Linked DNA regions of Homo sapiens: region 1 is linked to region 2. A link is a loop called in an ENCODE intact Hi-C map of the cell type or tissue named here. Cell type or tissue: CD14-positive monocyte. All regions are shown on one strand. Each heading gives the region's core, and the rest is flanking DNA. Links, peaks and the distances in the headings are about the cores only. Region 1 overlaps FARS2 (phenylalanyl-tRNA synthetase 2, mitochondrial). Region 2 overlaps FARS2 (phenylalanyl-tRNA synthetase 2, mitochondrial).

Evidence for each region. Hi-C counts contacts between places; a loop is a spot of excess contacts. Peaks named below come from ENCODE experiments on the same cell type or tissue, not always from the same donor. Only the 100,000 strongest peaks of a DNase experiment are listed, where the experiment ranks them.
Region 1: it touches region 2 in a loop (3-fold over the local background); 4 of 110 quality-filtered maps call a loop at or near these places.

What each region holds. Positions count from the first base shown.
Region 1 is chr6:5,667,514-5,675,845 of GRCh38, forward strand. The region is part of intron 6 of FARS2 (phenylalanyl-tRNA synthetase 2, mitochondrial); the gene reads left to right. LOC101927950 (a long non-coding RNA gene) reads right to left here. Exons shown (of 4, transcript NR_110842.1): 3 at 524-600. Among named protein-coding and RNA genes, the nearest start is that of FARS2-AS1, 210 kb to the left of the region's middle. RefSeq lists an enhancer at 5,229-6,225. In CD14-positive monocyte, for the core only: no CTCF peak of the experiment used is centred there; DNase peaks (open chromatin) are centred at 3,838, 5,248, 5,688, 7,428 and 1 weaker place; H3K4me3 peaks cover 3,176 bases; H3K27ac peaks cover 4,855 bases.
Region 2 is chr6:5,719,897-5,728,228 of GRCh38, forward strand. All of the region lies in intron 6 of FARS2 (phenylalanyl-tRNA synthetase 2, mitochondrial), which reads left to right. Among named protein-coding and RNA genes, the nearest start is that of FARS2-AS1, 270 kb to the left of the region's middle. RefSeq lists an enhancer at 4,091-4,410. In CD14-positive monocyte, for the core only: no CTCF peak of the experiment used is centred there; DNase peaks (open chromatin) are centred at 4,205 and 4,485; H3K4me3 peaks cover 1,590 bases; H3K27ac peaks cover 3,257 bases.

The sequences.
Region 1 (8,332 bases), core at 144-8,143, 52 kb before region 2:
TCTCAAGAAAAAAAAAAAAAGATTATATTCTTTGTTGAATATAACAAAGTGAATATAAACAAAATGAAAATTTGGGGGAAAAGTAAAATATCATTTGGCATTAAAGATAACCCCTTAAGAAAATCACTATCAGTACCAAACATGGAGCCATCCAGCCAAACCCATAGAATTCTAGAACATCAGAGCTGGATAAGCCCTTAGAACAATCTGTCCAAATCTGTTATTTTGCAGAGGGGGAAGTGGAGACCCAGCCATGCAAAGGTATTAGCAACAGTTAGTTTACATTTCTTTCTGGCTGCATTTACAGTGGGTAAATACATCTTAACTTTAGTGGGTTGAAAAAGACAGGTGCTATTTCCTCAAACAATATTTTGGCTGCTGGTGATCGACTCTTAGAGCAAGAGAAACACTTTCTAACATCGATGTGGGATTTTGTGTGTGATGTGTGGGTTTCCTGAGCTGCTGAGCTTTTCCACAATCTCCTGCTCTATTACTTCGTAGCCCACTTTCCTTTAATACCCACCGTCAGAGAGGTTCTCTTTACCATTCCTCTGCTCAGCTCCTTCAGAAGTCTGTGTACACCGACAATAAATGGTAGGTCTGAAAACAGATGAGAGGTTTTTAAATTTGAAAACAGATGAGAGGCTTTCTTCCCTCAAGGGATGATGTGGGGTTTAGTAGCTTCAGCTATGTTGAATTTTACTTATAAATGGTGATGACTTGCTTATAATGTGAGGTTTATTTTCTGTTTTATATGTATCTTATAAGCAGCCACATGAGCAAATATTTAATTTATTGTCACTCTTGTACTGTTGGACAGCAGCAGCTCATGTGAATGATACTATACCAATTCAAGCTCGGGAATGACTATTGGACACCCAGCACACTGTTAGGGTTATCTGCGTGTGTCCATGTGATACTGAAATGGCTGGTCCCCTGGTCAAATAGCCAGAGAAACCAGAGGGAAAGTGAATTCCTGAACTTCATTCAATTAAATGAATTGAGGTTTAGATGTTTTTTACTGTTTAATTCAGGCGAAACATTTGTTATTCTTTATGTAGAAACAGCTGAGGCAAAAATGGATGGCTTAGAAGGAATATCCAAGTTTGAATCCAGGTTTTACCTCTTCATTGCTATGTTACCTTGAGCAAGTTTCTTTTTTGTGTGTTTGGGTTTTTTTTTTTTTTTTTTTTTTTTGAGATGGAGTTTGTCTCTTGTTGCCCAGGCTGGAGTGCAATGACGTGATCTCGACTCACTGCAACCTTCGCCTTCTGTGTTCAAGTGATTTTCCTGCCTCAGCTTCCCGAGGAGCTGAGATTACAGGCACCCACCATCACGCCCTGCTAATTTTTTTTGTATTTTTATAGAGACGGGGTTTCACCATGTTGGCCAGGCTGGTCTCGAACTCCTGACCTCAGGCGATGGACCCGCCTTGGCCTCCCAAAGTGCTGGGATTACAGGCATGAGCCACCACACCCAGCCCACGTTGAGCAAGTTTCTTAACTTCTCTAGGCCTCAAGGGCTTTAACCACTTGTAATGATGATAATAGTGCACAGTGCTTTCAAGGTTATATTTTAATAATCAATATAAGGTACCTAGTGCAGTCCCTGAAAAAACAAACAGATGTTAATTCCCTTTCTCCTAAGAAAGTAGTCCTGGAATGGGAAAATAGGAGCCATTCCTTGACACGGAGCAGACGTGTTATCCTGGCCTCCTATGCCATTGCCTTCTGTGGTCAGTACTTGAACATTGTGCCCTCGGATTCCATCAACAGATCCTGAGAAACAGAGAAAGTTGCTCCCGCAGGTCCCATAGTAAGCTTGTTGAGTGTTGTCCATTCCTATCACTCAGCCCACCTCCCCCCACCCCCCCGCTGCCTATAAAACCTTTTGTGGGAAATGTTTTAAAAATTAAGCACCAAGGGTTAGTGTGCCTCAAGATAAGGGTAAATTTGACCTTAAGGGTTTTGTAAGTGACCATTTTTCCTTCACTGTGGCTGGGGAGAGCCACCGTATACGTCAGCCCCCAGGGCTTGCTGTTGTGTTGCTCTTTTCCCTGATCTCAGTAGTCCTGTACTTGCTAATATTTTCGCTCATCATATTGCAGTGTATTAGGAGAGGGCTCTGATGCTGTTCTGTGGTATTATAGGCCCAAGTCAAGAGCTCCCAAATCCTGCCCTGCTAGTCATTTGGCCTCCTGATGGCAAACAGAGGTCCTGAGATTCGGAGAGTGAAGCGGAGTGGCTGCCGGCACCACCTTCTCACCTGCAAGAGCACCCAGAGCCTTGTCCGGAGTTGGGCTTATTGGAGGAGCTGGTGAAGGAGAAGAGGCTGAGTTGGCTTAAGCACCCCTTCTGCCTGCCTCTAACCCCACACCTTCAGATCCCTTTAGCTGCTTGCACAGCTCATGACCTATGAACGGGGGTGGGGAAGAAGTAGGCAGAATGGAGTCTGACATGAGAAAAGTGTCAATAACATCCCATTTCTTGTGTTGATTCTTGATTTCTGTTCATATTCAAACATTATTTTGTTGTATATTTTCTTTCGTAGGCCTCCTTAAAATTCTCGTAGAATGAGGCAAGATATAAACACTTACATAGAAGTTAACAGCAGTGTGTTAATGATATATGCAGCCAAGCATAGGCGCTTATGCCCAGAGTGCGCAAGTATACAGAGGACATTCAGTGGCCAAAGTTGGCTAGAGTTGCTTTGGTCCTTGATCAAGTCCTGTTTAGATTTCTCCACCCAAATAAGTTACATCAATACTGACTAGATAATACATATTCAACAGGCAGTACACCCCCTGATCATTGTGGATATCACAATTCAGGAAATCATTTACTTACTAAACATTTTTACTTACTAAACATTTACTTACTAAACTTTTGTGTCCCCTACTAAACTTTTAGCTTCTAGAGAGTAGAAACCATGTCCTGTTGTTCTTTATGCTTATAGTACTTGGCCCACAACTGATGCACAATGGATCACGAGGGGTGACTAGATAAATGAGAATTTTTTAATGGCAAGATGATTCAGAGCAAATGAAATGTAGAATATCATAATATTTTATAAGGAATGGCATTTTGGGCAAGTTATTACTTGTACGTACTTTTAGAAACAGTCTCTTCCTCTAACCAAATGCTTCTGAGTAGGATCCTGCTTTAATGGATAGAAAAACATGAGTTCTCATTAGTATGCACAGCACTGAAGCCCAGTTACATTTTTTTTTTAAATAAGCACACTTTTTAAGTGCTGCCATGCAGTGTCATCGCTCCAAAAGCTTATCACATTGTTCATTTTCTTAGCAGGCTCAGTTCTACTGATGGTGTAAAGTTTCAACCGGGGCTCTTCATAATTATTACGAATTCTTAAGACTGAAATCAGGTGGCTTTTTATTTTTAGTGTCCTTATTGTGCTCACTCAAGACTATATATTCAGCAGTGTGCAGTCTATGCCTGACTGTATAAAAGACTGGAATGTTCACACACTATAATGAATAATGAGTGTCAGTGAACTCATTACAGTAAATCCTTAGGTAATTACTTTCTGCCTTAGTTGGGGGACTTATGGTAGCATAAGCTAAAATTATTTCATCTCCAGACAAACCCTGAGGTGGCTGTTGGAGTTAAATATAATTCATTTGCAGCATGTTTATTATAGTTAAATTTAACTAATTTAGGGCCTGTTGCTGGCCAGAAGCTGAGGAGGAGGAAGTTGCAGTGTCCATGAGTACCTCAGAAAAATGAGGCTTCATGGCCGAGCTTTCAGAGCATGACGTAAGAGTTACTCCCACTCTGTCTCTGCTCTTCCTGTCCCCAGAGCTGGATGGGTTTGTTCATGAAAGTGATTGGCTAATGAGCTCTTCAGGCATAGGATTAATGTGGTGTAGCAAGAGGAAGTCTCAGCGTTGAGCTGGGGCTCTGCTCAGTTCTCTCCTCTGTTTCTGCCGGAACTTCCTGGTGTTACAGAAAGAACTATGGTGTTCAAGGTCACTGTTGTATGAATGGATTTATCAGCAGATGGTGAGGCTCCCCCTTCTCGTGCCCCATTTCCACTCAACACTGTCGGGCCAGTCTGGGCGTTATTTCTTCCTAAGCCTTCCAGCCTGGAAGACTTAGCTCTGGAAAAAATAGGAAAGGACTTACTCCAAGAACCAAGCACATGTTTACAGAGGATGGTTTAACCTTTAAAGATGTTGCCACTGAAGAGTTTTTAGATTAGATTTTGCCTCATGAGAGCTCTTCTGAGCTGGATGGCTTGCTCTACCAAAGATGTTACAGGGACACCCGCAGGAGAAATCGCATCAACGCGGGGAGGTGAGGCTTCTGAGCCATCGCTTGTGTCTAAGAACATAAGCCAAAAATCACTGTAGGGGGACTGTTCCCCAGAAGACAGGGACCTTGCCAGGAGAGGAAACACAATTCCGATCATCGTGAGGAACGTGCATTTGCGGAAGACATTGTCCTACTTTTCCACAAAAATACCATGTCTCCATTCTGGAAATATGTGCACTGTGCTAATTGCTCAAGAGAAGGTAGCAGTTGGAAAAAGTCCAGAGAAGGATGAGTAGATGAACACAGGAATCAGTCGGTAGCCGTGGGAACAGCAAAGCCCCTTCAGTGGGAAGGCAAGAGTAAAGAGAAGACAGCACTGAAGTCTGTGGAATCTAAAGCGGCTTTGGTGGGGTTTCCTCACCGACCCAAAGTGCAGAGCTAGCAGGGTAGGCACACCCACCCGTGCCTGTGGTGGCCCGCCCTAAGACTCTATCCAGGACAGCCACCTCAGCCTCACTATCCCCTGGCCACGTCCTGGCCGTTCAGTCCCACCGTGACGCAGCTTACAAGCTGCAGAACCGTCTGCCTCTCAAGCCAGTGTTCCTCCCACTGTACCACAGTTGCTTCCGTTGGGTCCAGACTCTTCTGAAAACTCCCCTTTTCAATTTTACTCAAACAGATTTTGGCCATGGAAATGGTTTGTGACTTTAACGGGCAAGCTGTGATATAAAAAGTAAACCATGGGTTACATAACTTCAGGGGCAGGTTAACTTTTCCAGAATTCTGGTCTCAAAGTAAAGATTTAGATTTAGTTGAGGCTATAAAAATTCAGGAAAAAATAATAAAGCATTTCTACACCTCCCTCCTTCCCCTTGCGAGCCCCCCTTAAAAATAGCATCTGAAGTTTCATTGTAGCTGAGTCACTGCTTGGTGCGATCTAGGGCTAGGCTGCAACTGGACCTGTCAGAATGAGGCCACAGTGATTCATGATGAAGCTAAGTTTGGTTGCCACTGACAACATGTGTTCCTCTCTGTTCTTTCCCTGGAGTTTGGAGACACTGTATTTTGCCTTTGGATTAGAAACGCCTTTGAGTGGTGAGAGTAATGGGATGAGATGGGCCACTGCAATTAAAGAGCCCTCTGGGCCCTCTTTCTGTGACACCCTAGCCATTTGTTAGGGGAAGGTAGGAGTAATTAACATAACCAAAGACCTTTGGGGCTGTGAAGGGAATTTATCTCCTCTGCCTTTGCAGTTTAGCATCAAGTCAGTCTACCAACCAAGAGCCCCCCAACACCTTTTCTGGGCCCCAAACTGTGCTTCCCATTGAGGAAAGGCAAATGATAGAATATGCGGTCCCTACCCTGAAGGAATTTGGGGAAGCACAAACCAATTAGAGAAGCACTGTCTACTTCCCACGTTGATTATAATCATGTATGTGTCAGTTTCCACGTTTGCGCCTGGAGGGCAGAAGCCACAGCTGGTTTTGCTGTGCATGGCACCTGTGTTCCTGGAGCTGAAGTGAATGGGTCCTGCCTCCAGCACCTGCTTCCCCACTTCTGCCATCAGAAAGACTCGTTCGGGAAAACATTCCTTCATTCCCTTCCTAGGGCACCACAGTTAATAAGGCCACAAATTTGGGCCTGTCCATCCTGGTGCAAGTATCTGAGGAAGCAAGAAGAGATCCGGGTTAGCAAGGATACGATTACAATGCTTTTATTTTTTTAATGGGACTTGGGCGGTGAGGAAATTCTATGTTCCCCGTCATTTATGCAGACTCCAGCTAAACGTATGCTAGTTGAACTCATGCCAGCTCTGTGGAAGTGAGGGACAGATACAAGAAACATGGGAACTTTCCAAGAAATGAAGCTTCTTTGCTGCCATGTCGATGATGCTTGTTTCTGAGAAACTCAAATGTATGGAAGTGTAGAGTAGAGCTTCCCAAACAGGGTGCCGTAGTTCACAGATTTGCACACAGGGGTGCCAGCATAATGATCTCTGCAGCTCTTGGCACACCTTGGTATGTCTGGAGTATGAGATGGACTTAACATATGAATATACATATAAATATATATAATGTATCTGTACATCTTAGGGACTAGACAAACAAGGTGTTAAATGTGTTCCTCTCTGGATGGTAGGTTTATGGAATCCTTTAATCATTTTACTTATTTGCTTATTTAAACTTCTGAATCTGTAACAATTTATTGTGTGTGTGGAAGAATTCTTTCAGCCCAACCAAATACTAGCCAAAATATTGAAGTGGAAGGTATCAGTGTTCGGTGATCCAGCCAAAGGTTTATGTATATGTTTTATTCAAACACTGTCTTAGAAACCATTTGCCCTGAGGATGTGTCCTCTATTTTGTCAGTTTAAAAAGGATTCTTTTCAGTTAGTGCATTCTCATTAAAAAAAAAAAAAAAAAAAAAGGAAAGAAAAAGAAACAGTAAAGCAGATGTCACATATCAGAGAAATTGCCACATCTTGATAGATTCACACCATTTATTTTCTTTGCCTGTAAGCCTAATACTGGCAACAGCCCAAACTGCCAACTTTCTTCATTTATTGACATTCTTAAAAAGTTAACTTCCTGTCGAGGATGTTTTTGACAGGGATATTAAGAGAAAGACTTGTTGGTCAGATGTAGGTTCCAGCTGGCCACACTGTAAAGGCCACTGGGAATCGGAACCTTGGCAGATCCATGCAGAGGTAATAGTTTGGAAGTTGGGAATTCTTATTTCCCGGCAACTGTAGACAAGGAGCAATGATTTGCTATTTGTATTTTATATCGTATTACATTTGCAAAATGTTTGTGGTCATTCAAATTTGTTTTTTTTCACAGTACTTCTGTGAATGCCTGATTTCTCTTTGCCTAGGCTCTCAGATTCTTGAGGGGGTGGATGGAGGTGTGATATTTGCCTTCTTCTCACATAGGAATGCCTATAACCTAAATGAGATCAATATCATTTCGTTCTTCTGGGAGCAGTACTATTTTTGCCAGTTACCAACATTATAAAATACTTCCATATTTGGAACTGTGGCATTTTGTACTTGGAGGGATTTTTTAAAGAAATTGCCTGGTCTAGTTCCTTCATTATACAAATGAAACCATTGAGACCGAACAGGCAAAGGGAAGTTCTCAGAGTCACAAGAAGTGGTCAGTGGCCAGGCTGAGGCCAGACTGTAGTTTCCTTTTTACTACTGGTCATACTCTGTGCTTTCTACCAATATTTCCCAATTACTATGGGGAATTAATAAAAAATGTTTTTTAATCTGCATTTTTTGGGGGAAAGATAAAAATACAGAGTTTGTCACAACATAGGTGGTCAATAAATATTTGGTGAAGAAGGTGTTTGATAAAGTTGCATATATTTACCTCTTGAGTCAATAAAAATGCGTTATATTTGCAGATAGACACACACACACACACACACACACACACACACACACACACGGTGCTATGTAGTAGCTGGTAACCACATGTGTGCTGTCAGTCCATACAGGGACTTGATTGTCATGTATCCCAGTCTTTGTGGCTCTGTTCAAAGGAAGAAGCTCTGGGGAGGAGTAACAGAGAATTTTAGGAGACAGAGAAAATAGACTTCTTTTCAATGGAAACTTATCAGAATTGTTGAAGTGAGAAAGCCATACACATCTCTATGTGTATTTTGGTATCAGTGTAGTATTGTCTGCAGTAACTCTTTGTTTAGTCATGAAATATGTTACTTGCCATTCCACATGTACCCAATACAGTGTTAAAAAGAGTCCTGTTCAGCTAGGATAAATCACAGAACAAGTATAGTAAGAACATCACCAAGTAATTATACAGTATGTCTTTGAGATTTGTGTCTCCAAGTTTCTGAATATTTCATTTTGAAAGAGTAACTTAGAAAACGTAAAGAGAAGTTCCACAGAAGTGCCTGGGAGAGCTGATCTTTACCAAATTCAGTAAAAATTTCAGAGGTGAATAAAATAAACCTGGACAATTCATAATAACCTACAGAAGACACATCGTTTTCATTGTTTTCCATTGGCTAACATATCCGGTAGGAAGTTAAAT
Region 2 (8,332 bases), core at 208-8,207:
TTAGTGTGACACAAACCTGTTGTGGACTCTCTATTATACCACAGAAATTGTTATAACCACCACGTCTATTGTCTTCCAGAAGGACACTTGAGAGTCACTTGTAAAAGTTGGCCTGTGCTTTCCTATTAAAAACTGCTGTTTAAATGGTAGTTAGTCTCCTGTTTAGTATGCGGTGTAGCTAGATCACCCTGCATTCACAATGCTCTACATAAAAAAAAAAACAACACTGCTGCAATACCAATAGTTAAAAGCAATTCCATTAAATACATTGCGAACTAGTTTTAAATTTTTATCTTGATGTAGGCACTTAAGAAAAAGGAAGGGATAAAAAATAGTTGGAGACATTTATAGTGATTCTGAGGGTAACTTCTGAGTTCTGGGGCTTACAGACTCTTGCCATTGGGTCTTCATCTAAGTAGCGCTACTCAAACGTGTATGAGCCCTAGTTAAAGCATTATGGCTCACAAGAAAATAAAACAAACACATCAGTTTTCCAGATGTTAATTGATCAGTTTTCCAGATGTTAATTGATCAGTTTTCCAGATGTTAATTGGAGATGTTTTGAAAGAGAGAAGCTTCAGAAGGCAGACAAATACTAAAGAGAATGTGTCTTTACAATATTCATTCAGCATTTATTGTGTACCTAGCATGCCCTAGGCTCTAGAGCAGCATTCTCAGACCACTAGTTTTCTAGATTGCCTTTACATTCATAAGTCTCAAGATTATTAAATTTAAATAGCCTCAAGATCCCCTTTACATTCTTAAAAATTATTGAGGACCCCAGAGAGTTTTTGTTTATTTGGGGTTATATCTACTGATATTGATCATATTAAAAATTAAAACTGTATATAAATGTTTAAATGCTTTGCCTGGGCATAGTGGCTCATGCTCTATAGTCCCAGCACTTTGGGAGGTGGAGGCAGAAGGATTGCTTGAGGATAGGAGTTCAAGACCAGCCTGGGTAACATAGCAAGACCCCCATCACTACAAAAAAAAATTTTTTTTAATTAGCTGTGCTAGGTAGCACATGCCTGTAGTCCCAGCCACTTAGGAGGCTGAGGTGAAAAAATTGTTTGAGGCCAGGAGGTCGAGGCTGCAGTGAGCTGTGATCATACCACTATACTCTAGCCTGGGTGACATAGTGAAACCTGTCTCTTTAAAAAGAAATAAAGTTTAAATGTTTTAAGTAAAACATTTTAAAAGATTTTATTATTTAAACATATCAATAATAAAACCATTGCATATTAACCTAATATAATTCTATGAAAAATAACTATAAAAATTTTTGTGAAAAGAATGACATTGATTTATATTTTTGCAAATCTTTTTCGGGTCTGGTCTAAGAAGACAACTAGCTTCTTATACCAGCTTCTGTATTCAGTCTGATGCTCTTAAGTTGTTTTGGTTACCCCAGATATTTTGTTAGAAAAGGGAAAAGTGTGTTAATAGACTTTTGAGAAAATTGTGGCTATTCATTCTTTGACACTCTACCAAAACCGGAAAAGTAGTAGTTTTTTAAAAGTTAGTTGCATTGTGAAATCTGAAATTATATCAATGACTGATATAATTTTTCACTTGTTACATTGAAATCGATTAGTCTATCTTGCAATTTTGAATGGATCATTCACTCTTTCATGATTGTGTGAAATCGTGCATCATTCAATTAGAAATATTGGTTCAGTGAGTTATGTAACTCTTTTAAGCGTCGACACATTTCATTATCTAAGATCAAAAAATCACATTCATTAGTATCATCACCAATCCTATCAGGAATGCCTTAAGTATTGGGAAATATGGAGACACATTTTCCAACGTTGACAATTTTCCAAATTTGCTTGAATTTTATCATTGGCCAAAAACACTGTCAGTTCTTGAAGTGGCAGGCTCATTGCATTTATTATCTCTGCCATCATTGGTCTGTCAGTACTTCTTCCATGTAAAAATAATGTTCCATGAAAAAGAGTTGCTGGTTCAGCTCACAGTTGAATCTCAGATGCACATTTCCTTGAGACAACCTTGTGCTTCAGCGTGTACCACGGGTTCTCTGTGTGTGTTTCCCACTGAGTCACACAGAATATAAAAAAGGCATATCAAGGGTTGAAACTTAATAAAGGTAATAATTTGTAGTGCTTTTTAAGGACGTTTTAAATATTCTCTTTTTTTCCAGCTTTAATGGATGAAACAAATTGTTGTTTTTTTCCTTGTAAGTGTGAGATGGTAAAAAATGCAGTGACTGCCAGTATAAGCTGGTGCCACTACCTTGATCCCAGCTAAGGCACCCACAGTTTTATCTACTGTTGCTTTTGCACCAAAGATGTAAGTGGCAATACAGCGAAAAGGGCAAATAAAGTCTTAATAGTATGAAAATGCTTTGACCTTACAAATCCCTGAAAGGGTTTTGGAGACCCCCACAGGTCTGCAGAACAGTCTTTTAAAACTCCTCACTAGATATACAGTTTGACATAGACAAGACGTTTTTCTTGTAAAGGGGGAAGATAGATAATAAACAAAATACATCAGGGGTGCTGTAACCAAAACAAAGCAGTGCGCTGTGACAGAGGGGTTATCTCAGGTGGGATGGCCCTGAAAGGCTGCGGAGGCAGTGACGTTTAAGATGAAACTTAAGAGCAGGTCGACTGGGATAGCCAGCCCAGGCTTGATGGCAAGAGCTCACAGGGAATGTTCCAGGGGCAGCAGAAGAACCCCTGTGCTGAGCATGGTGAGGAGGGGGAAGCGCAGGGAGAGAAAAGGTCAGTGAGGCTGTCAAGGGCTACACTGATCGGGCCTGAGGAACCAAGGTGAGAGCTGGATTTTATTCTGAGTGCAACGAGGATGTCCTTGGAGGGGTGTGAAGCAAGGTGAAAGGTCATGTCCACCTTGTAGCCTCAGGAAGTCTCCCCTCACCCCACTTCCACCTCCATTCTTCTCTAGGGGGCCACGACTGGGTTTGAAACTCTAAACCCTAGTTATGAAGTTGTAAATATAAGTAAAAAAGAAAATCCCAAAAGATTACATACAGCATGGTATTCATTTTATAAAATAAACAACTTACTAAAACCTCAGAGCTATCTACAAAGGAAGTCAAGGGAGCAATAAACAAGGATTCAGAACAGTGATTCCCTGAGAGAGGGCAGGCAGGAGGATGAGTTGGGGAAGACTCCACAGATGGACAAAAGTCCTCATCCGAGTTCCGGTTCTGGGGGTGAGTGGGGTTTTGTGGGTGTTTGTGATCTTATTAAGTAAGGGTGAGTGAGTGAAGGTGACAGGCCACGAATGGGCCACTCGCGAGTGTGTCGGGAGCCGTGGGTCATGACAGACCCAAGTACGTGCCCCTGGGTTTGATATAAAAAGAGAATAAGGGTAGAAAAGAAACAAAGCTCATATCTATATATTTCATTTATTTACATGCCGTTTGATTTCTAGCTTGTTCAACCCTAGTTATTGCAAATATCAAGTGTAGTATCATGGGTCATGGGAAAAGGCTGCTGGATTCAAAACTCGGCTTTGTGTGCACCCTTGGACACGCTGCAGACCCTTCCAGGCCTCAGTGTCTTCATCTTCTTCATCTATGATGTGGAATAATTGCAGGATCCGCTCATAGGCTTGTTGAGAACATCGAACAGGACAATGCCTGTGAACCGCTGTCACAAGCCTCTCAGTCACGTTTACTGCACAGGTGGAGATTCTCTCTCCTGTATACACTGCCTCTCTCGATCCATTTTTCCTTTCTTTATGTAACTGGGAAAAACCAAGAATGAAGCAGGTTTGTTTTTGTTTTGCGTGTGAGGAAAAGGTTGTTGAATCTGTTCTCAAGAATGTTTGAATTAAATTCTCTTTGCCTGGGGATGGTATTTTTATCTTATATGATTGTTCTTTGAACAAGCAGTAAGAAAACAAAATGAAATTGGGAGGCTCCTTGCTTTCTTCCTGAAAAGAGGCTTCAGGGCTTTGGGCCAAACTGTGCCTTGAAATGAATTTTAGAAGCGGCCACAGCAGGCGGTCTCTGTTGTGAGGGGCCCAGCTAGTAACAGGCACACTCCCCCAAGACAGAGGAAACACCCTGCAGAGCGGTGGCCACGCTGGGCTGTCCACCGCACAGGGGCTGTCAGAGAAAGAGTGGGCTCGGCGGGAAAGGAAGGGCCGCCCCAGTGGGTTACACGGGAGGCCGCTCCAGGCAAGGGTTTTCAATTTCAGTTCCCTTTTCCCCACACTGCATGGTTTCACTTCTCTGATGGGGCTTAGAATCTGCGCCATTAGGCAGCTTCCACAGCTTAGACGCCTTTCCTAAGGAAGGGTTGGCACAGGGCTGTCAGCCATCAGAGACCTGAGAGGGCAACCACCGGTGCCCTCCCTGCTGGATTCAAGAGGAGCTGGGTGATTCTGGGTTCCAGGATGAAGAGGAGCTAGCAGGGACAAGGAGTAAGCAGAATGTTTGCACACAGGAAATGACAGGGGACTCCGTTGCTGGAGCCATCCCTTCCCTTTGTGGTCATCACGAAATATCCATGACCATAGTAGTGCCACTGTGGCCTGAGTCTCAGGATTGCCTGTGCCCATGAGGTGGCCAGAGCCAGCTCTGAGTCCCCAGGGTGGCCCACAGCCAAGGAACAGAGCCCCCAGGACGCAAAAAGAAACCACCACTAGTTGAGAAGGGAGGAGGAGAACTCCTCTCATGACTGTGCCTGGCAGGAGACAGCGCATCCTGCAGCCTGAGCCTGGTGCTCTACGGGGGCCAGCCGAGGCTAAGACTGTCCCTCACGGAAGGATCTTGAGGCTTCTGTGTCCTCCCCGACACTGGCTGCACTCACCTCCCCTCAGCCTCTGTGCATAGCAGCCCACCGTACTTCAGGACCACTCTTTGTAATCAGGGAATTCTTCTTTACATTGAGCCATAATCTGCCCCATAATTTCCACAGATGAATCCTAATTCAGGTCTCCACAGTAACATGAAATACATCTGCCCCTTTTTGGAATATATGTTAGGTCTACTCTGTGTCCTGCACCATGCCAGGCAGCAGACAAGACACAGACATAGACCTTTCCTTCCAGGAGACTAAAACGTAGTGGGGCAGATGCCATTAAACAAATAATCACACAAAATTCTAAAGATGAAATGAAGTTTCTCGCTATTACCGTGTTACCACACGTGGAAAACAGTCAGCTATGTCTTCTGTCTAAGGGAAGGTATTTTGCAATGGCCTGACTTAAAAGCCGTGGGATTTCCATGAAATCTCTGGATGATGCGGAGCAGACACCCCAGTGCTGAGCAGCTTTCTTTAGTTGAAAGAGAGGGTTAGTGATGGCCAAATTCGTAGCCTGTTTTGGGGATGGCGTGATGACTTTGAACATGGGCGCTGGGGTGTATGGAGGAAGGTGAAAGGTGTCCGTGGGGAGAAAATTGGAAAGGAGCTTTGGAGGCAGGTTGGGCAAGGCATTAAGTGCCAGAGTAAGAAGTTGGAACTGCGTTTGATGATCATCAGGTGAGAAGACCTTTGAGCAGGGAGGGAAGTTAGGTCTGAGTTTTGAGGCAGTTATTTTAAAATGGTTCCAAGCATGGCCTCTGCAGCCTGGCTGCCCGGGCTCCAGTCCTGGCCACTGGCAGTGGGAAGAGTTACCTGGCCTCCCTGTGCCTCAGTTTCTACATCTGTAAAACAGAAATAATAGTGGTATGTACTTAAAAGAGCAAATGAGTTGATGCATGTGACATTTTTGGAGCTTTGCCTAGCTGTGGAAAAGTGCTTTAAAAAGGTTAGCTGGGGCCAGGCATGGTGGCTCACACCTGTAATCCCAGCACTTTGAGAGGCCAAAGCTGGTGGATCAGTTGAGCTCAGGAGTTCGAGACCAGCCTGGCCAACATGGCGAAACCCCGTGTCTACTAAAAATACAAAAATTAGCTGGGCGTGGCGCGCACACCTGTAATCCCAGCTACTCGGGAGGCTGAGGCAGGAGAATCGCTTGAACCAGAGAGGCAGAGGTTGCAGTGAGTCGAGATGGGGCCACTGCACTCCAGCCTGGGCAACAGAGCAAGACTCTGCCTCTAAATAAATAAATAAGGGTAAGCTGGTATTATAATCACCACCATTGTCATCATCATTGTTGGAATAGGCATTGGAAGGAGGTGGATGAATTTGGGTCAGTGGGTGTCATTCACAGTAGGGCACAGTAGAGGCCTGACTTTAAAAGACTAGGTATGCTGCCACCTTCCTCAAAACGGCACCTGCACTGTGTTCACTCACATAAGTAGAAACCTGGCTCTTTTTTTCTTTTTAGAATCTTTTTTTTTTTAATCCTCACTTGGGATTAATCACCTCCAGAAGGCCCTCATCAGGGGTTACAATACACGTGTGCATGTTTGAGGCCATGCTGCCCACGCGTAGACTTGGGGAAGGAATTTGCAGCGCCTCACTCCCTCACCAGCAGGCCCAGTGCCAGGGGGCTCCTAGATGATGGCTGGAGCCCGCCAGTATGATGCTAAGAATGAAGACTCTGCTGCAGCATGGGCAAATATTTAGGCAATGATGATAAATGAAATAAAGCCTGAAACCACACATGCATGATGGTCCTCACGATGTAAAAACATGGTTGCACATGAGCCAGGGCCGTAAAGAAACACAGATAAACAGTGGCACTCGTGTTAAGATGGGCAGCGCAGGAGCACATGAATTGTTTTCCTTTAATATTTCTGCAATTGTCTTAACGATATTTTTAAAGTAGAAAAAGTAAAGGAGGGAGCATGTGCCCAGGATCCCTCTATGCCTCGGAGACCACAACTGCAGAGCAGCCATTGTTTTAGCAGAGATGGAGGGCTCCAGAGGGTGGGGCATGTCAGTTCTTAAAGAACTGCTCTTGATCTGCGAACCCCTCTGCCCTCTTTAAGCCCCAGGGGCACCGCCATCTCTAGGAATGGAAATTCCCAGCCAATGGCTCCTGCACCAGAGACAGTGGGCCCTTCCCTTCCTCACAGACAGTGCTTCCTCAGGATCATGGCCCTTCCAGGGTGAGCTTCCCGGGTAACTGGACAGGGGCTGAAAGTAGCATCCTTAGGCTATCCCATTGATGGTCTTGGTTAAAACAAGCACAGTTCAAATACCTTCGTGACCGCTGTCAACTGCAAATGGTATGGCCTTGGGTCAGATACTTGGCCTCATTGAGCTTCACTTCCACCGTCTGTAAAGGAGCAATGCCTCTGCAGTACCTACCTTCCTCACCGGGCTGTTACTGGTAGGAAAAGCGTGACTGCAGTGCATGGCACCCAGGAAGCTGCTCAGTCAACAGTAACGGCGGCTGCTGCTGTAGGGGTGGGCATGGGAGGGGCTGTTCCTCTCATCACTAGTTTTATTCAGTGGTTCAGATGGTTCAAATGCAGCCTCCTCTATGAGGTTGGACCCCGTTCCTCTGCACAGAACTTTCCCTCCTCCCTTGGTCTCCTGGAACACTGCGTTTGTGCCTGTCTCACAGCGCCTGCTACTTTCTCTGAGGCAGTGGTGTCACTTATACTTGTTACACTTTTCAGAGGCAGGGTGCTGACTGGCCAGAACGTAGGAAAGGCCAGGTCAGAGACTTTCTGTTTAAATAAAATGCCACGCTAGCGGGTTTCGGGTAACTGAAGAAAGTGCATTCCGCGGTCTCCATGTGGTCAGGACTTGGCTCTGTGAGTCTGCAGCCTTGTTCAGCCCTCCCTGCAGCTGTTACTGTATCCCTGTCTTCCTACTGAGGCCATGCTTGGGCCATTGTGGCACCTATACATCTTTAATACACGCCCCAATTAATGAGTTAAGTCCAGATAAAGTGGGTCTGAGGAGTTCACAGATTGGAGTGCCACAGGGATCATATTTTCAGGTGCATTTTCTTCCAATGCACTCTGACAGCTCAAAACACTTCCTCGAGCTTCTATACATTCTGCTCGTTGCCATGTGTCCCCAGCACTTGGATATGTAATGCGAGGGATACCAACAGACTGATTTCTAAATGAGCTTCCTGCCTCAAGGCAAAGGTTGAGTTGCCCGTGCAGCTGGGAGGGCCACCAGGTGAATGACGCTGTTAGAGGGGAAGTGTTGGGGTGAAAGGTCCCTGGGAGCTTCGCTTACCACCGTGGGCACTTAATGGATGCTAAATAATTGAAAGAATAAAGTGAGAGATGAGTGGATGCCGCCTTGATGGCCCCTCGATGAACTAACAGGGTCCGAGAACATTTGCAAATTGGTCATTAATGTTTCATCAACAGTGTCTGCCTCCTTTGTTCATCTCAAAGGGTAGCCAGGGTTTCCGATCACAGGGATAGTTTCCTGAGAAACTTAAATGGAGGAATTAGGCCGGGCCTGCAATTCCACCC